Regions from separate parts of the Homo sapiens genome. Here region 1 is linked to region 2. A link is an interaction called in ENCODE POLR2A ChIA-PET data of the cell type or tissue named here. Cell type or tissue: B cell. All regions are shown on one strand. Links, peaks and the distances in the headings refer to the core of each region. The heading gives the core; the rest is flanking DNA.

Region 1 (11,451 bases), core at 4,599-7,098, 76 kb after region 2:
TCCCACCCCTTCCTAGCAACGAAGCAGTGAGCGTTCCTGGCACAGGCCTCTGTCTGGGGGGACGCCCCCTTTAAGGGAATCATGTACCAAAGTGGGAGAGCCAGCAGCAAGCGGGGAGGAAGAACAGAAACGAAGCCTGAGAAAGTGGTGTAGGTTGGTGGGGAGGGCATCCCGGGGGCTGCCGAGGTCTACCAGGCCTCCAGATGTTCCTCTGGGCATCTGCCGCTTACTCCCAGCTGGCCCAGCTGACAGCCACACAGCTGATCTGGCTGGCGGTGCTGCGGGAGGGCAGGGGTGCAGGAGCCAGAGGCAGGAGGGTTTCAGTCCTGGATCTGCCACCTATCAGCTGTGGGACCTGGGGCAACTCCCTGAACTCTCTGAGCCTCACTGCCTGCACCCGGAACATGTTTGTGCAGTGGATGGCAGCTGTTGTGGTCAGCAAGGGCTTCTGTGTCCAGAGTGCCAAGGGAAGGGAGCTTCCAGGGCTGGGCTTTAGGAAGACCCAAACAGGCATTGTGATGGGCCAAGCAGTCAGAAATAACGAGAATAGCTAATCCTTCCATGTGCTGACGGTGCGCCAGGCATGGTTCCCAGGGCCTGTCACGCGCTAACGCACGTTACCCTGTGCAGTGGGTGAGCTGAGTCTCACATAGTTGGTAGACGACTAGGGACGTCACACCCTGGCCACTTGGCTCCTGAACACATCCTCTTAAAATCCATGATGTAGGAACTGCTACCACAGGTATCCCTGGGCTCCCTACCTCCTCACTGGGTGACAGATCTGTAAACTGAGTCCAGGAGGCAGAGCCACACCATCTGTGGGACGCCATGCAGCCCTGCAGCACATGGAGCTGGGGCAGGTGCCCAGCAGGGACCTCACTGAGTCTGTCACCTCCGCATTGGAACCCCACCCCAGCGTCTCCTGCTCCTGTACCTGGTACACACCGTCAGGGGTACATGCCTGGCTATGTCCACTTTCTGTCTGTCACATTCCTCCCTGGAATGAGCCCAGGTGACCATGTCACAGGTGAGCCACACCAGACCTCTCCCACCTCTGCAAGAGCATCCTTGGCCCCAGAGCTGCTTCATGATGACACGGGCACCCTCAAAAAGGAGTGAGAAGCTTGTCTCTGAGAAACATGTACGCAGGGCTTGGGTGGCCACCTGGTGTGACAGTGTGGTTGGACTACTTGGCTAAGAGCTTTCCACAGGGGCCTCTGAGGCCCTTCCAGCACAGGGCCCTGTACCTGGAGGCAGCCCCCTTCTGTGGACCTGGCCTCCCCTACACTCGGCGCCCAGCCCCTGGGGCCCAGCAGCCTCGGGTCCCATCCACCTGCTGGAGCTACTGCAGAAGGGAGGCAGGGGATGCTGTCACTGGGATCCTGCAGGGAGCGTGGCTGTTTCACCCTTCCAGCGCCCCCAGGGGGCCATTCCCCTCCACCTGTGGGAACAGGGCTCAGAGAGTACCCCTGATCTGCATGCTCCAGCTCTGTGCTCCTTGTGTTTAACGTGTCTGCTGTCATTGATAAAAATAGCAGTGAGCAGAGCCGGCCTGTGCAGAGCCTGGACCAAGCGCCAGGCCCCATGCCGAACACCTTCCGCCTATTGTCTCACTGATTCGCCACAGCCATCCTGGGAAGCGTAGGTGCAGGCAGCGAGGCTGAGAGCCCAGGCCCAAGCTCAAGGCCACACACCAGAAGTGCTGGGCCCAGAGGATGTGCAGTGCTGCTCCCGTAGCCTGTGGTGCTGATGATGGAAAGGATGGGCTCTCTTAGGAGCACTTTGAGCTGGGTCTTTGGAGGTTGGGACCCCTCTCCCCTAGACACAGGCCACTGTGGCCTGTGGCCCTTGATGCTACCCGCAGCCCAGGATCCCGAGCCCTGGCCTGGGTCTGAGGTGGCTGGTGCTGAGTCTTGGAGAAGAAGACAGTGCCAAGGGAAGCCCTGCAGGGGGTGCTTGCCACACTTCAGAGGGTGATTCTCCTGCCTTCTCTCTGGGATCAATACCAGGGAAGCCACTTGGGTTCACGCTACCAGAAAGTGCGTGTAAAAGTCAGAGCTGGTGGAGCAGGCAGCCTCCGGAGGTGGCGAGCTTGCTGGCCCTGGCAGTGTGGGAAAGGCTGGAAGTGGCACCTCTCTGCAGGACCCTAGGTTGCTGCATTGGAAGGGCATTTTCAGGTGTGCAGGGACTCTCCGAATGCTGAAGTTGGTGAGTCTATCCTCACCCCCACAAGCAGTTAACAGTTACCAGGGCTCAGACCTCTGACCACGGAGATCCTCGGGCACTCCAAACCCTGTGTTGGTCTCTGCGTTAATCATGGCCTTCTCTGTTGCATGTGACAGGAACTCTATCAAACTGGGTTAAGCAAAGAGGCTTTACTGGTTCACGGACCTGAAAAGTCCCGGGTATTTCTTGGCTCCATCTGGCTTAGGGTTGGCCCTGCCCCTTGCCAGATCCTCCCTGACCCAGGGCAGGAGGGCCATCAGAGAACCCCAGGCCTGTAGTCTGACCTCAAGGCAACCCCAGTAGGAGGAAGAGAGATTCTCCTCCCCTCATCGGCTCCTTCTGGCTCTTGTGCCTCTCCCTGAACCACTTGGGCAAGCAGGATGCAGGGCTCTGACTGGCCTGGAGCAGAGAGTAGAATCTGCCCACTAGGTCTTAGGGCCTGAGCTGGAGGGTAGGCTGGGAAACCTGGGGGCTGAAGCTAGGTGCTTGGGCATCCATCCACTTCCACATCTCTTAGGCATCCTGAACAGTTAAAAAGGACTGGAGCCAAGCACAATGGCACATGCCTGTGGTCCCAGCTGCTTGGGAGGCTGAGGCGGGAGGATCACTTGAAACTAGGAGTTTGAGGCCAGTCTAGACAACATAGTGAGACCTGGGTCTTAAAAGAGAGAGAGAGAACCCTTTCCTGGATCCTGCACACCCCTGCTGGGAAAATACCAGGGTAAGCACTCAGTGCTTTGCTCCAGCAGGTAGGTGTTCCCCACGTGCAATCCACAGCCTTGCAGCAGCTCTTCCTCAGAGCCTCACACAGCTCACTCTTCCCACCAGCAGCTCAGCTTGCCGCTGAAAGACGATGAGAGATGCGTGTGCAGGAAGTGACTGGTGCAGTCTGTGCTTACCTGTCACACTTGAATCTGAATCGTCATCTGATGTGAGGAAAAGCTGGCTCAGCCAGCTTTAGAGGAGGCAGCTAAGGCCAGACCTGGGAGCACACAGCAGGGATGGAGCCAGGAGGCTCCGACTACACTGCCTGCTGGGGCATTTTAGGGGGCAGCAGGGCCGGGGGTACAGAGGTGGGTCAGGTATAGATGATGAGAATGTTGCAGGCAGCACCTGTTAATGCTGGGTCCTTACAGGGTGGAATCAAGAAGAGCTAAAGAAAGAGTAACGGGTATACACAAAGGGACTGTGGGAATGGGGTGACTGCAGAGTTGGACGGAGTGGATTTTCAGCAGCAGGAAGGGCATCCGGAGGGTAGAGGGAATTTTTAGGGACTTCTGGGGCAGAAGCGTGGATTATAAGTCCTGGTACCCATCATCTTGCTGGGCAACCTGGAGCCAGTTTTTTGACCCTTCTGTGCCCCCATTTTGTTACCTGTCAAGGCTTTTGCATTGGCTGTTCCCTCCACCAGGGACCTTCTTCCTGGCTCTCTGCCCAGGCTCAATGCCATCTCGTCAGGGTGGGCTTTCCTGCCCGTCCTTCTGCCCCTTCCAGCTGAAGTCGATGCCGTCCCAGCTTTCTGTGGCATCACCCCGGGTGAGTTCTTCTAGCCCAGGCCTCTCCTTCCAGCTGTGAAGCCTGAAATGGTTTCTGAGGCCTGAGGCATGGTACGTTATGAGTACGAACTCATGGATTCTTCACAGTAACCATTGTGTGAACTGCTGTCATCCCCATTATACAGACACACAGAAAGGCTAAGTTCACTCACCCTGGGTCGCCCAGCCAGAAGTGGAGCTGAGACGGAAGTGTGGGCTTCTGACTCTCCCAGCCATGCCCCTGATGCTTGTACTGTAGCATATTTCTGTATTCTTGGACTTTATCTCCGTCTGTATCCCTCTCTAACTAGAAAGCATGTTTTTTGACGATGGGGACCATAACTGTGCTAGCATAGCACCTAGCCAGGGTAGGTGCCCAATAAATGTTTGTGGAATGAATGAAGGAGGTGGGTGTCCATAGGGGACCGCACAGCTTCCCCCTTGAAGTGACACAGACCCCTCAGCTCACAGTTCAGTGGCTGAAGCATGTCCTGCAGCCCTCTCCCCAGGGCAGGCGGGAAAGTAAAGTCCTGCCAGGAGAGGAGGTGGTGGGGGTCCAAGGCCACACCAAAGGCCCACCTTCGACCTGTGTGATGCTTGGCAGACCTTGTGGAACTCTGTGAGGCAGGGCACAGGTGGATGGAGAATTCACCACCCAGCAGGGCCACCAAGGACTGATTGGGGAAGGAAGGGCTTCATTACACGGGCTAGGAGTAGGGGAGGGTAGCAAGGTCCCAATGGCAGGGGATTCCCACCAGTAAATGCCCAGTGCCCTGGCCGTCTGCTGTCAGGGAGGCTGTTGAGGGCCTGTCACTCCTGCAGGGAGCTTTGCGGAGACTCCCAGCCCCACCCTGGAGCCGGCCCTGGCTGTCCAGCTGCAGCTTCTCCCTAGTTCCCCTCAGGTCAGCAGCGAGCTCTTCATCACCGGCCTAGGCCCCCTCACTGAGCATCCTCACTTCTGCGGTATGGCCCTTGAGGCCTGCCGGGTGGAATCCATCGCCCGCACTAGGTTCAGGCTAAAAGCTGACGCCATCCTGGACTCACTGCTCCTTGTCCTTCTTGCTCCTACCTCCACCGCCCCCACCTCGGCCACCCCCACCCAGATCCATCAGCAAATATTGACACCTCTGCCCTCAGACTGTGTCCTCAACCCGGCCCCCTCCCACCTCTGCTGCAGCATGGCCAGGTGCCCACAGGAGCCCCTCACTCAGCTGCCAGCTGGGCCCTGGCCCACGATCTCCCCAGCATGGCATCGCTCTTGTGGACTTAGGACCCCATCACCACCCTCTTGACCTCACACTGGGGCTTCTCAGCCCACTCGGGAGAAAGCCAGACCCCTCTCCATGGCCTGCTGTACAGTGCAGTCTGCCCACCGCCCCACTACCCCCTTCGCCTTCCCCCAGGGTCCCTGTGCTCAACCCTGGAATAGCCTCTCAGGTCTCCCCACCCACCTCAGCACCTTTGTCCTCACTGTCACCTCTTCCCAGAAAATTGCCTGATACCTCAGTCTCTGTCCCTTGCCCCCTGCACAGACTAGGCCTCTCAGCTGCACCCGCAGGGGCCCACGGCCTACTCCCAGCCAGTGTTCACCAAGAGGTGCCTGGCCCAGCAGACACATGGTGCTCACCTAATCCTGAAGAGCCCACGTGCCCGCTTCCCACAGCACCTTCCCCTCTTCCCTCTGTGCTCTGAGCACCTCCAGGGCCGAGGAGCCTTGTCCTGGAAGTCCCTGGATGTGGCACATCCACATCAGAGGGTGGATGGGGGCAAAAAAAGAGCAGCGGCAGAAGGCGGGACCCGGCTGGGCCTGGACCTGGTCACTGCAGCGGTGGCCTGGAGGGACCAGACAGCCTGGGTGGAGTTAGAGCATGCACCTATGTGGGGAAGGGACCAGACAGCCTGGGTGGAGTTAGAGCATGCACCTGTGTGGGGAAGGGACCAGGCAGCAGGGGTCGGGGAGCCTAGCCCGGCTCCCCCACTCACTGCCGTGGAGGCCAGGGAGCATAGGCCCAGGGACGCCAGAAGGTCTGATTTTTCAGAAGCCAGAAATCCAGATTTTTTGTGCACTCTTCCAGTTTTTAAATACTGGCAACGAACTAGAATTCTTTTTGTTAACAGTGTGTGGGCCAAAGAAAACCCAACTGTAGGTGAGCCATGGCGACCCCTCACCTGGAAGCTGAGGGAGGGAGAGAAGGGTGTGGGCTGGTGCTGGCATGGAGCAGGATGGTGAGGACCCAGAATCTGCTCTGGCCTTGGCTGTAGAGGCCTGGGGCATTGGAGCAGTTCTTGTTTGGAGACCCCCGAATCATAGCGAGGCATGTGATCTTGTGAATAGTGAAACCCTGGTCCTTCCATCCTGGGTCCCTGGGACAGGTAGGGACCGGGGCCACTCCATTACCACTTCTGTGCCAGGACCAAGCTGGCTGGTGTCTGCTCCCTGCCACACTCCTGGGGACAAGCTTACGGGTGTGGCCATCCTGGGATAAAAATAGCAGGGTCACCTTGCAGCCAGGAGGCTTCCTTTCACTTGCACATGGAAATGCGGTGTCTGCAGGGCACTGCTGTCAGCCAGGAACTGTGCAGGTTATGGGGCAGGTGGACACCGGTTTCATCTCCATCCCCCCCACCCCGGGGACAGAAGAATGCTGACTTCTACCTGCTGGGGCAAGGGGTCAGGCCCGGCCCCCTAATTAGTGGATGACCTGGCCGATTACACCCTAGCACAGGTTCTAGGTGTGCCATGAGGCAAGGGGGCCCAAGCCACACTGGGCTCCTCATGGACTCTTGAGGAAGCACGTGTCCCTGGAGGGTGTCCCCAACCACTTGACAGCCCTCGGTGACTCTGAGGACTCCGTCCAAGGGGACATGGAGCCAGTCTGGCCTGATGGCTCCATACAGCTCCCTGAGTGGCCTGGCAAACTCCAGAGAGGACACCCATCCTTCAGGGTCACATGTGGCCATCTTCAAAGCCCTCTCACACCAGCCTGTCTCCTTTTTTGTTTTTTTTTTTTTTGACATGGAGTCTTGCTCTGTCGCCCAGGCTGGAGTGTAGTGGTACAATCTCGGCTCACCGTAACCTGCGCCTCCCGAGTTCAAATGATTCTCCTGCCTCAGCCTCCTGAGTAGCTGGGATTATAGGTGTGAGATACCACGCCCAGCCAATTTTGGATTTTTAGTAGAGATGGGGTTTCACCATGTTGTCCAGGCTGGTCTGGAACTCCTGACCTCACGTGATCCACCTGCCTCAGCTTCCTGAAGTACTGGAATTACAGGTGTGGGCCACCACTCCTGGCCCAATCTCTCCCTTTGACCACCAGGACCACCCTGCCAGGTCAGCCAAGCAAGAGACCTACCACAAGATGGGCAGGACGTCTGAGGCCCCAAGGGAGAAGGGGCCTGCCAGGGCTCACACGGCCGGAGTGCCACAGCGGGGCAGGGCCTGCTCCCAGGGCTGGTGTGAGCAGCAAGGTCAGTGCCATGTCCCTGCAGCCTGCCTGGCCCTACAGACACCTGGCCAGGTGCAGACCTGGTGTGCTCTGGCCTGGCGCTAGGCCCCATCAGCCCACGACACACATGCCGTGCCCTATGCACATCCCTGCCCAGGCCTGGTTCTGCACACACCTTGGGCACCAAGAAGCTGGAGCCAGTGGAATGACCCATGCTCTGGGGGTCTGGTCTCCAGTGGACACACTCAGCCCTGCATGGCCAGCCCTGCCACTGGTGCTGTGACCTCCAGCTAGAAATGCTGCCTTCCTGCACCTTCATCACCCTCCCATGAATTAGGACTCGGCATAGAAACCTCTTACGGTGCTTACTGAGTGCGTCGTTGCAGGCATCTGACTACTTCCTCAGTGTTTACAGCAGGGGAAGCCAGGACCCCTGGAAGGTTATATGGCTGTTGGGCTCCCGAGTCTGGGCTCCTGAGCACCGCAGGTAACCAGAGTGCTGACCTCCTGGAGTGGGAATTGAGTGAATTAGTGTGCACAGGGCGCCTCAACAGCGGCGGCACAGAGCGATTTCTCCCCGCCGGTGCTGTGGTTGCTGTTATTACCCGTTGGCAGGCGGGGAGGGTTCCAGTCTGCTCAGAAGTGCAGCCTGGCATGGCGGCTTTCACACTGAGGGGAGCAGGGAGTTGGGCCGGACAGGGAACCCAGTTCTGAATGTGTGTGCGGGAGTTTGGGGCCAGTGCCCGGCAGCCGAGAAGGGGCTGCAGGCAGGGCAGGGGAGTGACGGTCCAGCTCCAGCTCCCACAGAAGCACCCCTGCAGCCAGCCCAGCCCATTCTTTGTACAAGGTCTGGGTGAGTCTAGGTGAAGGTGTTTGTACCAGGTCCCCCATATTTGGGTTTTGGGACAGGGCAGGATGCCTGGAGCCCAGGGTCTTCCAGTGCCAGCCTGGGTTCTTGAGTTCCCACCCAGGCTGGAGATGGAACTAGAGACCCCTGAATGCCTACAGGGATGAAGGCCGGTGCAGGTGGGCAGGGAGGGAGAATGTCGACCGTCCACTGAGCGGAGATCCCCTCCAGGTGCCTGGCTGGTGGCCGGGCAGCTGGGACTGAGTGTGCCTCTCGTCCTACCCCAGGAAGCCTGAGAAGGGAGTCCAGTACCTCATCGAGCGTGGCTTTGTGCCCGACACGCCCGTCGGGGTGGCCCACTTCCTGCTGCAGCGCAAGGGCCTCAGCCGGCAGATGATCGGCGAGTTCCTGGGCAACCGGCAGAAGCAGTTCAACCGTGACGTGCTCGAGTAAGTTCTGCATGGGGGTGGTGGGGGACCTGATTCCACACACGCCCTCACGCACCCTGTGTTACCCGTGGGCACACACAGGGCCAGGCCCACCCTACTTGCTGGGACATGTGGTGGGCCCCCCTTTCTCTCTTCCTAAGTCCTAGACACACACATGCAGATGCCCCACATCTGCCCAGCACGCAGGTGGGCACCTGCCCTCCAATGCACCATCCCACATGCGAACCCCACTGCCTGTCCGCCCACCCTCTGGCATGCACCCTTGGCCCCTCCCTTCCCTCCATCCCTAAGCACGGTTGATCCAACCCAGCACCAAGCATCACAGCCCTCAGTGACCCATGTTCCTGCAGCTTCTCATGGCAGGGCTGGCAGGAGCAGGCAGCTGGACGTCAGGGCCTCTTCCCCTGGCCTGGCTGTTGTCCTCCTGCATGGACTGCATGCCCTGTTTGCTCCTGACTCACCCCTGGGGAGAGTGGTGGGGAGTCAGATCAAGTGACCTGCCTCCCCGTGGGCGGCCCGTGCCACGCTCTGCCCCTGCCTCATTCTCCCGGCTGGGATATTGGGGCTGTGCGTCCTGCCCCCACCTCCTGATTCCACAGCTCTTCTCAGTTCAGAGAGCTGGTGAGCATAGCACTCCCGGCTACTTGAAAGCCTGCAGAAAAATGGGTTCCCAACTCCCTGAGCCAGAAGGGTGGGCCAGGAAGAGCACTCAGAGCAGGGTGAAGTGCTGGCCATCCAGGGGCAGTCCCTTCTAGCCGCCCAGCCCTGCCCATGTGCAGCCGAGGGGACCAACGAGGGCTGGGGAGAAGGTGCCCGGGAGCAGCAGCCCCTGGAGCACGAGGCCTCACGTTCCCTGGGGCTGGCCAGTACGCCTGCCATCTCTGCTGCTTCTCCCTAGGAGGCAGAGGGTGCCGTCGCCCTTTTTGTCTCATGGGTGGGGAAACCAAGGCTCAGAGTGGGAGGGGCTGGCCTGGGCACACATCCCCACACACGCAGACTCACATACACGGCACTCATGTAGTCCCCGTCCCACACCCAGGAGGCTAAGTGTGGCCAGCACATGGCAGGCACCAGCAGAATATCTGTGCCCTTGGTCTGCCAAGCATGCACAGGCTGGGCATCTTTCTCCCTGCTCAGCACCTGGAGAAGCCTGCTGTATCGTTAGGGTGGCTACTGCCCCCTCCCCTCTTTGAAGCAGGCGTGAGGAAAGGTCCAGGGGAAAGCCCATGAGCTCCTTGGTAAATGCCCAGCTCCCACCCCCATCCCCTGCAGCCATTCCTATGCTGCCCCGACTCCCCACTCCAAGCCGGTCCCTGGTCCTTAGGAAATCCGCACATTGTTTTCCTCAGGTCAGAAAATAGCAGTGGCCTCAGGAAGTGGCTGGCTCCCCCGGGCCACCACACCAGGCATCTGCAGGGCCGCTGCTCCTGCTGCTCAGCAAATCCTCTGCCTGCTCCCTGCTTGCCCTCTCCCCACTGCTCCGAAGTCACCTCCAAGGCTGTTGCCCCAGGAGGCCTTGAGCGCTCAGAGGAGGGTGGGAGCAGCTGCATCGCCCCCATGTGGAGATGGCCCTGGGAGAGGGGTCAGGCCCTGTGTGGCCAGGCCTCTCTCTGCCCCATGGGAGTGACCGCAGCATCATTAGGGAGCTTGGCCAGAAGCTGGAGCCTGCCTCAGGGCTCCTGGTGCAGACTCCATCTTCTCTGTTCAGGGGTCACCATAGGAGGGACTGGAAGGGTGTGCCGGGGCAGGGCCATGGGAAGAATGTGGAGACCATTCATCAGCCGCCCCTCCAGGCCCTGCCCCACAGATGAGGGTGCATGGCCCTTTCAAGTCCCTGGAAAAGCATCTGCAAAACCCAGCCCACCACCCCGATACTCTCCCCACAAGAGAACAGGCTTATTCTGAAAGTCAACACCCTGGGCGCCCCTTTCCTCACTGTGAAAATGGCAGCAAACTCCCCAACCCCGTGCAGAAGGAGAGGAGACTCACAGTGGCGTCCACTGTGTGCCTGGTGAGGGCTGTGCTTAAAAATGCTTGTCTCTTGGGAAGGGCTTTGATCCAGATAACCATATGCTCTGCCCCACTGGGAAAACTGCCAGCATAAATATAGGCACACGCGCTTCCCTACAGTTCCAGGGGCTTTGTGGGCTCCCCAGAAGACTGGAGGTCTTTTTGCTGCATTCTGAGGGCTCTTGGCTGATTGGTCGGAGTCAGGCAGGGGCTCTCCCTGCCAGGAGGCGGTCCATTCCCAGGGCTTCAGGCACCACCACCTGGGGGTGGGCTGGGCGTGTCGCACCTGCAAGGGGTGCTTATGCGGGGCTGTCTGTCTCTATTCCAGCTGCGTCGTGGACGAGATGGACTTCTCTACCATGGAGCTGGATGAGGCCCTCAGGAAATTCCAGGCGCACATCCGTGTCCAAGGGGAGGCTCAGAAAGTGGAGCGGCTCATAGAGGCGTTCAGGTGGGGCCCGGGCTGGCTGGGGCTGCTGCATCAGGGAAGAATGGTGTCCCCCAGCTTCAGGGCCCGAGGATGGACCAAAGACTGCATCCCCACCATCCCTAGACAGGGCCAGGTGTCCCTGAATGTTGCTTTGGGGGTGATCGTACTGGCTCCTCCTACGTTCCAGGCACTGTGACGGGCTCCTTTCAGCCATTGTGAGGTGGTGGGGGTGGAGAAGACTGTACCGATTATTTTAATTGTGAAGATGAGGAAACTGAAGTTGAAAGAGGTTATGATTGCGACTGCTAGGATTCTGGCTGTTCACATCAGGATTCTGAATGCTCTTCCTCTAATTCCCCCCAAGCTCTGCATTCATCCACAAGTCCATCTATCTAGTCATTCATTTGCTCATTCACAGTGACTCGGAGCACAAGCCAGACAGCCAGATGCCTGGTTCAGTCACCGACTCTACCACTTACCGGCTCTGTGGCCCTGTGCTGGTTACTTA
Region 2 (11,451 bases), core at 4,528-7,027:
AATATTGACTGTGTGCCCAGCACCGCTCAAAGCAGTGAGGACACCAGCGTGAGACCCCCTCCCTCACAGAGCTGGCATTTGGGGGTTGGGGGAGGCAGAGAGGTGACAAGTAAACAAACACACAAACGAGCATTTCCAACATCACAGTCAGGAAAATGAAGCAGGAGGCTGCAGTGGGGAGCGACTTGGCGGTGGTCAGTGAGGGCCTCCCTGAGGAGGGGAACTGAGAGCAAGAAGGAGGTGGCTAGCAAAGATGGGGGCCAGCCAGGTGGCAGAGGGAAGAGGAGTATGAACAGCCCCCTGGGGATTCAGGCTCAAAGGACAGAGGGTTTGGAGACTAATGGCAGCACTCTCAGAGAGGACGTCTGGGTTGGACAGTGGACAGCCTGACGGTCACTGGTGGAGGATGCTTACCTCATTCTCTAAACATTTGCTGGAGGGAGGGTCAGCTGAGGCTCACCTCTGAGCTTCGACGCGGGAAGGAGAGGTGTCCAGCTTGGCCTCAGACCCCAGACGGAGGGTGACAAGGTGGTGATGGTAATGGACGGACATAGCCAGGAGAGGCAGCTAGGTTCAGTCCTGAACTTCAGAACTGCCAAGAAGTACCTAAGTAACCCCGTTTCATCTTCAGGTACAGACACTCAGAAGGCCAGGCACCTGGCCCCTCCCTGGGGTTCCTGGGGTGGGCTTATGGAAGGGTAGTTCCTCTGCTCTCTCACCTGGCTTCCTAGAGGAGTGCAGGCTTAGAAGGTCAGAGCTGCAAGGACTTTGAGAAATCACCAAGCTCTCCTCCCACAGGACAGGGGATTCTGTGACCTTGCTCCGGGGAAGGGTGGGCTCCATTGGTAAGCTGGACGTGCTGGGGGCTCTGGACTCTGGGGCGGGGTACGGGTGGGGCCCCAGAGACAGGGAGGGATGGCTGGGCTCAGCCCCAAACTTCCAACAGCCAAGAATTACATTTCATCTGCAAGCACAGAAACCGCAGAGATAGGCAGACCCAGAAGTGAGGAGTGGGTGGCCTGCGGAGGCTTTCAAGCAGCAGCAAAGAAAACGGGATGTTTTTCAAGTGCGAAATGGGTGATAAGCTCTAATGTGTGTAGGAGTATGGTCCCAACTATGATCTCATTCCATTCTCACAATAAATCCTGTCCAACAGGAATATCTGCCCTATCTTGCAGGGGGGGAAACTGAGGCAAGCCAAGTGACTCGCGCAAGTTCCTTGCCAGCCAGAAAGTGGCAGCATCAGAATTGAGACCTAGAACCTAGCTTTCCTTAGAGACACGGAGGGTGGACCGGTGCAGTGGGTGGGGCAGGTAGAGAGCCAGGCTGGCCTCTGCCCTCCTCCCAGGGGCAGCTGGGCCCACAGCTGGCGTCCCCACTACTCAGTTCTCTGGATGTTTAGAACGGCCGACAGGCCAGTTACAGAGCCAGCCCCACCTGCTCTGTCTGGATCCCGCATACCAGCTGGAGACAGAGTCCTTGCTGCAGCTCCCCTGACCCTCTTCCTAGGGGTTCTGTCCCCCGACCCTAAGTGCCTTGGGCTCTGTCTGCATGAAGACACGTGATTCCCTCCCCACAGTCTCATGCAGCCCCTGCCAGCTTCCTCTCCTGCACTCCACCCTTGTGAATTAGGGGCACCCCTACCACTGCAGGGATGGGGGCCAAAAAGACCTGGAGGAGGACAAAGCCTAGCAAAACCGACTTTGGACAAGTGTCTCCTGCTCCTGAATCTGTTTCCTCATCTATAAAATGGGGAGAGAGATACCCGCCGGTAGCAGAGCTTTGTGATTTTGACTGCAAACATGTCAGGAGAGGCCAGGCTGCAGGGGCTCCGCCAGTCAGAGCCCGGCCCAGAGCACAGACCCCAGGCATCTGCCAAAGACGGCCTGTCTCTGGGCTCCACGTGGGTTTCTGCTCTGTTTAAAAGGTAGAGTTCCCCAGCGGCCCATGGACACTTCTCATGCCCCTGCCCCTGGGCCCAGGCAGTGCTTCCGGGTGTGCTGCTGCCTCCTGGGGCCGTGGGTGGGCCCTGAACTGCAACACCAGCTGGCAGTCTCTAGAGTGGGGGCTGTGTGCGCGTGTGTTTCAGTTAGATTTTGCTGTGTAACAAACTACACAGAACATAGTGTCTTAAAACACGTGATTGTGTGTTTGGAAGATCTGGGCAGTTGTGCTGGTTGCCCTTGGCTATGCTCAGCTGGGCTGGAAGTTCCAAGAAGGCCCCACTCCCATGTCTGCCAGTGGATGCTGGCTGGCGGCCAGGCAGCTCAGGCCCCTCCATGTGCCCCCACCACAATGGTAGACCAGCCTCCTCACATGGGGGTCCCCTTAGTTCCCTCCACATGGCCCCCACAATGGCAGACAAGCCTCTCACACCGGGGTCCCTTCAGTTCCCTCCACGTGCCCCAATCACACCTTCCACATGGCATCTGAGGCTGCACTTCTAGAATGAACCAGAAGCCGTGAGGCCTCTTGAGGCACAGCCATCACCTCTGCCACCTTCTCCTGAAAGGAAAGTCGTATGCCCAAGGGGAGGGGAAGTAGCCCCCAGCTCAGGTGGGAGGAGGGGGCTACCCAGGAGAGGCCTGGGTACCAGGATGGGAGGAATTTGTGGTCATATTTGGCAATCACAAGATATGTATCATTAGGATTTTGCTGGGCTGTTATTTCACACAGGTTGGGGTGAGGGGAGTAAGCTCTAAAGTCATTATATACAAAGTCAAAAAGTTACTATCATAAAATTCCCCTTGAAGAGCCCTTAAGTTGCTCATATCAGACAGAGTACCTGGTTTTGTGTGCACTGCTCTGGGCAGTGGCACTCTGTGTGCTGTGATGTGTGCAGATGCCTGGACCGGACCAGGGAGGGAGCTGAGGCTTGTCCAGACACTGCAGCCTTTGCTCTGCAAGGGGGACCCTCAAATCCTTGCTGAGAAGGGAGGGGGAGCTAAGCTGGCTGGCTCACCTTCAGGGCCATTTCCATTCCCCGTCCCTACGAAGCCTCCAGAGCCAGGCTGCCCAGAGCAGTAGCCACCAGCTATAGGTGGCTATTTAAATGTTCACTGATTAAAATTCACAAAATGAAAAACTCAGTCTCCATCACCCCAGCCACATCCTGAGTGCTCAGTGGCCACACAGCTAGCAGGTGGAGAGCTGGGCTCAAAGCCCTCAGCCAGCCCAGCCTGCTGTGAATGTCAGCCCCCTTGTCCAGGCGCCTCCTGCCTGCCTGCCTCCGTGGTCACCCAGCTACGTGCTGACTGCCCAGGACTCCTGAGAGACTCAGCCTTGGCCCAGCTGCTGCCTTGGAGGACTGCTGGTCTGCTGGGGGCAGGCAGGCCAGTAACACTGGGGTGCCTGGCTCTGGGCCCCCAGATCCCCTCATCTTCCAGAGCCCTGCAGAGCAGGGAGCCCTGGGCTGCGGTCTCCACCCGAGGTCCAGCAGTACAGGCCTCATCCTCTGATCCTTCCCCCACACCGTGAAGTATGGGAACTCCATTTGCACTCCCGGGCTTTTCAAGTAAAGGGAAGAGACCTGTTTATCATCAGAAATTATGAGACACCCCCTGCCCCCATGCCATATTAACCCCACACACAAGGGTTAATATCCAAGATTGAAAAACTACAGGATGACAGGAAGCTGTTAAGAACCAATTTTTAGATAACTTTGGAGTCTGTGAATTTTATTTATCAAAGCAGCTTCTATTTTGGTTTGAAAGATGTTCACGTGTGAAACATAGTATTTGTTTGGTCTACCAGCAGTGTTGGCTGCACATACGGGATGAGAGATCCCCTAAAATAATTCAGGGGTTCCCAGCTTGGGAATCCGTGTAACCTCCAGGAGCTGGAGTCCCTGAGCAGCTCCCAGGAGTCAAGGGCTTACTGGTGGAGGTGGAGGCTACCTCGTGGATATTTGCGTGGCCAGCACTGTGGCTGGCCCGATGCTGGGTTTTTGGTGGGAGGTGAATTAGCCTCCCCCCTTGATAATGCTTCCCTCCATCCCTGCAGCCCCTCACCTGGACAGCCCCCAGCCACCCTCCCTCCCACCTACTCTTGCTGATTCCGTTCTGAGCTTTGCTGGTGGAAAGTGGCCCTGCATAGATGCCCTGTCCCTGCTCTGGGCCTTTCGAAGCCTGTGGGCCCCAGCGGTCAAAAGCTCTTTGCTGTGTGGAGACAGTTTGACTTCCTTATAATCCAAGGAGAGGGAGGAGGGAGGCGGGGAGAGTGCACAGAGGTGATTCAGACACAAATCCCTGCCCTCCAAGGCTCCAGATCTGGTGGGAGGCTGGGGCCTGGGTGTAGCTGAGGGGTTTCCACATCGGCTTCCCCCTCCTGCAGAGCGCTCCCCCGGCCCCCAGCTGCATCTCAACACCTGAGGGCAGGGATTTGATCATCTCTGCTTCACAGCTGATTACCCTTGCACATGATGGCACCCAGGAAATATTTGTTGGGTAAATGACTGAATGAATGCAAGCTATGGCATATACAGACACATGCTCTCACCCTACCCTCTGGCTGTGTCTTTGTCTTCTCTTTGGGGTGCAACAGACATGATGAGCAGGGGCACCCTCTCTAGGAACTCTGTTCACAACTAGCTCAGGGCTTTTTCTCCATTCAGGGTCTATAGATTTATTCAAGGTCCCAACAATAATTTTTTAAATGTGTGGATTCTTTAAGAGTTGTAAGTTATTTTGAAGTGATTTCAATCTTAAAGAAGAGTTACAACAATAATACAAAACAAAATTCTCCCGTGTACCATTCACCCAGACTCATCACTAATAACATTCCACCAAATTTTGCTTTCTCTTAAAAACCGATTTTTCCCTTAGAAGCATTTGAGATGTCACTGCAAACATGCCATATGTAACTTTCACCCCTAAATACTGCTCCAGTACATAATTACTAAGAACAAGGACATTCTCTTACATAACCATGGTCCATTAGTCAAATTCAGGAAGTTTAACATGGACATGATACTAGGATCTAAAATACAACTAACTTAAAAGTCACATTTCGCCTGTTGTCCCAGTAATGTCCTTTTTACCAAGCTTTCCTCCCAACCTAGGATCTTATGTTTCATTTAGTCATCACGTGTTTTCTTAAAGCTTTATTGAGGGATACTTTACTCTATGAAATTCACTCATTTTAAGTGTACAATTCGGTTATTATTACTATATTTACAGAATCCTGTAACCATCACAATTTTATTTTTAATCGTTTCCATGGCCCTGAAAATAAACCACATACCCATTTTCCCTCAGTCCCTTGTGCCATCCCAAGTCCTCAACAACCACTTTTTGTCTCTGTAGATATGTCTTTCTGAGCATTTCATATCCTTTTGGAATCATACAACACGTGTCCTTTTGTGTCTAGCTTTATTCACTTAGCGTGAAGTTTTTCAAGGTTCATCCATGTTATAGAATAGAATGTATCAGTACTTCATTCCTTTTTTTTTTTTTTTTTTTTTTTGGTAGAGACAGGGGTCTCACTTTGTTGCCCAGGCTGTTCTTGAACTCCTGGCCTCATGTGACACTCCCGCCTCAGCCTCCCAAAATGTTGGGCATGAGCCACTGCGCCTGGTCTTTCATTCCTTTTTACTGCTGAATAATAACATTCCATTGTATGGATACACTGTAGTTAGTTTATCCATTCCCCGGTTGATGGACATGTGGGTCATTTCCACTTTTTGGCTATTGTAAATACTACTACTATGGATATTTGCATACAAGATTTGATGTGGACATATGTTTTCATTTCTCTTTAGTAGATACCTAGAAGTGGAATTGCTGGGTCACATAGTAACTCTCTGTTTAACTTTTTAGAAATGGCCAAACTGTTTTCCAAAGTGGCTGCATCTTTTTGTTCCCACCAGTGGTGTGTGAGGGTTTCCATTTCTCCACATCCTGTCCCACATTTGTTATTGTCTGGCTTTTTGCTTCTAGCTGTCCTAGTGGGTGGGAAGTCATATCTCATTGTGGTTTTGATTTGCATTTCTTTGATGTGGAACATCTTTTCATGTGCTTATTGGCCATTCATATGTCTCCTTTGATGAAATGTGTATTCAAACCTTTTGCCCATTTAAAAATTGTATTGTCTCCTTGTTATTGAGTCATGAGTTATTTGCATACTCTACATACAGGTTCCAGTATCAGTTATATAATTTTCTCAGTTTCTCAGTTCCTTTTTTTTTTTTTTTTTGGAGATCAGGTCTCACTCACTCACCCAGGCTGGAATACAATGGCATGATCATGGCTCCCTACAGTCTCGAACTCCTGGGCTCAGGCAATCCTTCTGCCTCTGCCTCCCAAAGTGCTGAGATTACAGGCATGAGCCTATGCAGGGCCTTATCTTTTTACTTTCTTGATGGTGTCTTTTGAAGTGCAAAAGTTTTTAATTTTCATGAAGTCCAATTTATGAATTTGTAATTCTCTTGCTTATGCTTTTGGTGTTGTATCTAAGAAATCATTGTATAACCCAAGGTCACAAAGATTTCTTCTTATGTTTTTGTCTAAGATTTTTATAGTTTTAACTCTTTCATTTAGGTCTTTGATTAATTTGAGTTAATTTTTGTGTATGGTGGGAAGCATGGGCCCAAATGTATCCTTTTGTGTATAAATAGCCAGTTGTCTCAGCACTACTTGTTTTTTGTTGTTGTTGTTTGTTTGTTTGTTTCCAGATGGAGTCTTGTTCTGTCACCCAGGCTAGAGCACAGTGCCTAGATCTCAGCTCACTGCAACCTCTGCCACCCCCCACCCTGCCTCCGGGTTCAAGTGATTCTCCTGCCTCAGCCTCTGGAGTAGCTGAGATTACAGGTGCACACCACCACGCCTGGCTGATTTTTGTATTTTTAGTAGAGATGGGTTTTCACCTTGTTGGCCAGACTGGTCTGGAACTCCTGACCTCAGGTGATCCGCCCGCCTCAGCCTCCCAAAGTGCTGGGATTACAGGCGTGAGCCATCGCGCTCGGCCAGCACTACTTGTTAAAGAAATGATTGTTTCCAATGAATTGTCTTGGCACCTTGTAAAAAATCATTTGACAATATTTATTATTATTTTTGACCACTCCAGCTAAGGCCAAGACAATACATTTTTAAACATCATTTTCGTGAAGACGAAAACTCCTCCCCCATTTTAACAAAAGCATGCTGCAGGTCATCTGGACGACCCTCTACCAACTGAGCTCTGCTCCCTGATGTTCGTGGCTGCCTTTTCTTTATGAACATGTGGTCATCACAGGACCTTCCAGTGTAGCAGCGTTTACCACTGGATGCAGTGTTTCTAAAAGGTGGGGCCTGATGGAGCTTGGGAACTGTATTCTTAGAGGCCCATCAGTTCTTAAGTTTGAGAAACCCCTAATATAGAGCCATTTCTCAGACGGGAGAGCAGAGTTCCAGATAGGGAACATGAAATGTCCAACCTCATGCATCTATCAAGTGCCCACAAGCCAGCACAGGCAGTGTGGGGTAATGATAAGAACTCACTTAGGATCGGGCATGGTGGCTCATGCCTGTAATCCCAACACTTTGGGAGACTGAGGTGGGCGGATCACTTGAGGCCAGGAGTTCGAGACCAGCCTGGCCAACATGGTGAAACCCCATCTCTACTAAAAATAAAAAAATTTAAAAAAAAAGCTGGGCATTGTGGCAAGCACCTGTAATCCCAGCTACTTGGGAGGCCTGAGGCAGGAGAATTGCTTGAACCCAGGAGGTAGAGGTTGCAGGGAGCCAAAGTCGAGCCACTGTACTCCAGCCTGAGTGACAGCACACGCCTCTGTCTCAAAAAAAAAAAAAAAAAAAAGACTCACTTGGGTAAGTCACTCCCCATTCCTGAGCCTCTGTTTTCTCACCTGTAAAATGGAGGGCACACCACCCATCTCAAAGAATCTGCAGGAATAGAGATAGTTTGGATAAAGTATCTGGCACAGTGCTCTCTGACACAAAGTGGGTACCAGTTCATGGAAGTTGTGTTTATTGCAAGCCTGGGGCTGTGCCCACCAACTGGCCCTCCTTCAGCCCTCCCCTCCACAGTGCCTACTCTCCCCAGCAGGGCAGCCCTTGAGGGCTGGCTCCTGGCTTCAGCCTTCCCTCTGCTGCATATACCTCACCTGTCTGCTTACAGGGCATGGCTCTGTAGCAGGCCCTGTGCTCGTCCTAGTAAAGCAGTGATGAAGCAGACTCTATTCCTGCTTTCAGGGACCTTCTGGGCAGGTGGACAGAACCATTAGCTGATGACCACAGAACAGCATGGTAGCTGTTATTTTTATTAATAATAGCTAACATCTATAGAATTTCTGCTCTGTACCTGGCCCCACTGTCTCAAGATGTACAGGACACTGTGGGAGCCAAGAAGATGACGTCTAGAGGAGGTGACATTTTTAGAGCTGGATTTAAAGGATGGGTTTGGACTTCAGCTAATATACAAAGAGACATGAGCTTTCTATGAATTTTTGCCCATTTGATGGATGAAAATGAGATTATCATTTGATTTGTGTTTCTGTGTAAGGTCGTACATCTTTTTGAATGTTTACAGGCCATTTGTATTTCTTTTTCACTGAACTACCTGGTCAAATTGATTGGACATTTTTATTTTGAGTTGTTCATTTTTTTTGTTTTTGATTGATTTGGAATAACTCTTTATATATGGAGGAAACCAAGGGAATAGTATGTGCTAATACACAATGATATGAAATAGTACAGTGTGCTTGAAAAGCATTAGGTTTAGCCTAATTTTGAGAGACATAGTTGAAGATAGAGCTAAGCAGGGAGGCAAATGCTAGTTCCTAAGGAGCTTGGACTTTATTACACAGGACATAGGAGCTACAGAAGCGTTTAGAGCAGGGAAGGGATGTGATCGAATGTGTATTGTTGAAAATTACTTTGATAAGGGACAATAATGGACAGAGTGAAGAGCTAGAAGGGACAAATTGAGGCCAGAAAGTACAGGAGCTTGAATGTCCCCTGAAGAGTGTCTACCTGGTTTGGTGGGCAGTAGGGAGTCACAGAAGGTTCTGGGTAATGACCGATGGTGAACTGCAGAGACAATGGGAACTGAGAGTTGCCTGCTATACTTCCTGCTTTGTGGACAGCTATAAAGTGCAGGGGGCGGGACGGAGGCCAAGGCTAATCTCTGGGTGGGGTGAGCGGTTTTGTTTCCCAACATGACGCTTTGTTCCCCTAGATGTCCCCGCCCCACGTGGGCGCCCAGTGCTGTGTCATCTGTCCCCACACCACAGGACTGACCTCCAACCCAGACAGACGAGACCATTGCCAGGGGTAACCTAGAGAGGAAATATGAACTAAGAGTTTCCAGGCAGGGCACTGGGAATGGGAGAATGAAGAAGGAACAGCACACTGCCGAGCTGGGAGGGATTTTAGAAGTCATGCAAGGCAGTTTACCCTCAGCCCTGCTCCCATGAGCCCAAGGACAGGGAGTCCCTACCTCCCCAGCAGCCATTCCATATCTAAGTGGCTCTTCCAGGGAGAAGGTTCTGGAGCTGGTATGGCATCAGAGTTGTAAGGAGTCTTAGTACTCGTCTTATGCTTCTTGATAGAGGGGACCTTGAGGCTCAGAAGGGACACCTGCCTTCCTGAAGTCACACGGGGAGTCATCCTGAGTGCCACAGCAGGCTCTTAGAAATCAGGCTTCTCAGCTCCCCACTCAGAAATTAGTTTTAAACATAATATTTTACAAACAGTAATACATGCATGTAGTAATACATGCAAAAAATACTTAAATGAAACATTTCAGTGAAAAGCCAGTCTCCTTTCCACTCCATCCCCCAGGGCACGAAGACGTCTAGGGGGGCAAAGCTTCATGTTGGGAAACAAAACCACTCAACCTACCCAGAGATCAGCCTTGGCCTTGATCCTGCCCCCCGACCCCCCACTTTATAGCTGCCCACAAAGCAGGAAGTGTAGCAGGCAGCTCTCCATCCCCACTGTCTCCACAGTTCACCCTCGGTCATCACCCAGAACCTTCCCCAGGGCATGGCAACATGGCAAAACCATGTACCAGTTTCTTGAGCATCTTTGTCAGAGACAACATATGCAGGTACCAGCAGATATTCTATACCCCCTCTTTTTTTTTAATTCCAGATTTTTATTTTTATTTAAAAAAAATTTTTTTAAGAGGGACCCTTGCTACATTAACCCAGGCTGCTCTTGAACTCTTGGCCTCAAGTGATCCTCCCACTTCATCGTCCTGAGCAGCTGGGATTACAGGTAAGAGTTGCCACACCTGGCTTACTCCCTCTTTCTTACATAAAAAGTAACATACCCTACATCCTTTATTGCACCTACCAAAATATCTTGGGGATTGTTCCTTATCATATCAGTCCATGTAGAGATGCCACTTTTTTGTTGTTGTTTTTGTCTTGTTTTGTTGTTTGTTTTTTTTGAGACAGGGTCTCACTCTGTCACCCAGGCTGGAGTGCAGTGGAGTGATCACAGCTTAGTGCAGCCTCAGTCTCCCCTGGTTCAGGTGATCCTCCCACTTCAGCCTCCTAAGTAGCTAGGATTACAGGCACATGCCACCACACCCAGCTAATTTTTGTGTTTTTAGTAGAGACGGTGTTTTGCCATGTTGCCTAGGCTGATCTTGAACTCCTAGCCTCAAGTGATCCACCTGCCTTGGCCTCCCAAAGTGCTGGAATTACAGGTATGAGCCACTGTGCCTGGCCGTAGAGCTGCCACATTCTTTTTGATGGCTGCATAGGCTTCCATCATATGGATGTGTCTTAATTATAATCTGTTTAACAAATCCCTCACTGGTGGACTTTAAGGAACAAGAATACTTCAATAATTTTTATTCACTTTAAAAACATTTATAGTAATGTGCATTATGACATTTCGGTCAATGACACACCACATATATGATGGTGGTCCCATAAGATGATAATACCATATTTTTACCGTACCTTTTCTATGTTATGTTTAGATACACAAATATCTACTACCTGGTCAAATTAATTGGACATTTTTATTTTGAGTTGTTCATGTTTTTTTCTTATTGATTTGGAATAACTGTATATGGAGGAAACCAAGGGAATAATTGTGATTAAGTGCCTGCAGTGTTCAGTACAGTCATATGCTGAACAGGTTTGTAGCCTAGGAGGACTAGGCCATACCATATAGCCTAGGTGTGTAGTAGGCTGTGCCATCTAGGTTGTGTAAGAACACTCTATGAGGTTTCACAATGATGAAATCACCTAAGGACACATTTCTCAGAATGTATCCCCATCATTAAGCACTGCAAACCTGATTGTTTAAATATAAAGACATGTCAAGAAGAGACTTCAATTGGCCCATCAGCTTGTGCCCAGATAACCCCTGTTGACCTTTTAAAAATCAATTATTACAAAAAAGTATAAAATGAAAAGTAAAAGCGCCTCACATATCCATTCCATGCACCCCTCAGTCCTCCCAAAAGGTATCCATCAATAAGAGTTTTTTTGTTTCG

What was found. ChIA-PET counts read pairs that join two places held together with the same protein. Peaks named below come from ENCODE experiments on the same cell type or tissue, not always from the same donor. Only the 100,000 strongest peaks of a DNase experiment are listed, where the experiment ranks them.
Region 1: POLR2A ChIA-PET joins it to region 2 with 8 read pairs; 3 of 35 experiments call an interaction of 5 or more read pairs at or near these places.

Annotation. Positions count from the first base shown.
Region 1 is chr3:12,921,633-12,933,083 of GRCh38, reverse strand. IQSEC1 (IQ motif and Sec7 domain ArfGEF 1) reads left to right here. Exons shown (of 14, transcript NM_001134382.3): 4 at 8,342-8,503; 5 at 10,842-10,964. The region is part of intron 4 of LOC105376956 (a long non-coding RNA gene); the gene reads right to left. Among named protein-coding and RNA genes, the nearest start is that of LINC02022, 42 kb to the right of the region's middle. RefSeq lists an enhancer at 5,010-5,509. In B cell, for the core only: no CTCF peak of the experiment used is centred there; no DNase peak of the experiment used is centred there.
Region 2 is chr3:12,997,289-13,008,739 of GRCh38, reverse strand. The region is part of intron 1 of IQSEC1 (IQ motif and Sec7 domain ArfGEF 1); the gene reads left to right. Among named protein-coding and RNA genes, the nearest start is that of IQSEC1, 70 kb to the left of the region's middle. RefSeq lists a silencer at 7,217-7,511. In B cell, for the core only: no CTCF peak of the experiment used is centred there; a DNase peak (open chromatin) is centred at 6,039; H3K4me3 peaks cover 1,370 bases; H3K27ac peaks cover 2,500 bases.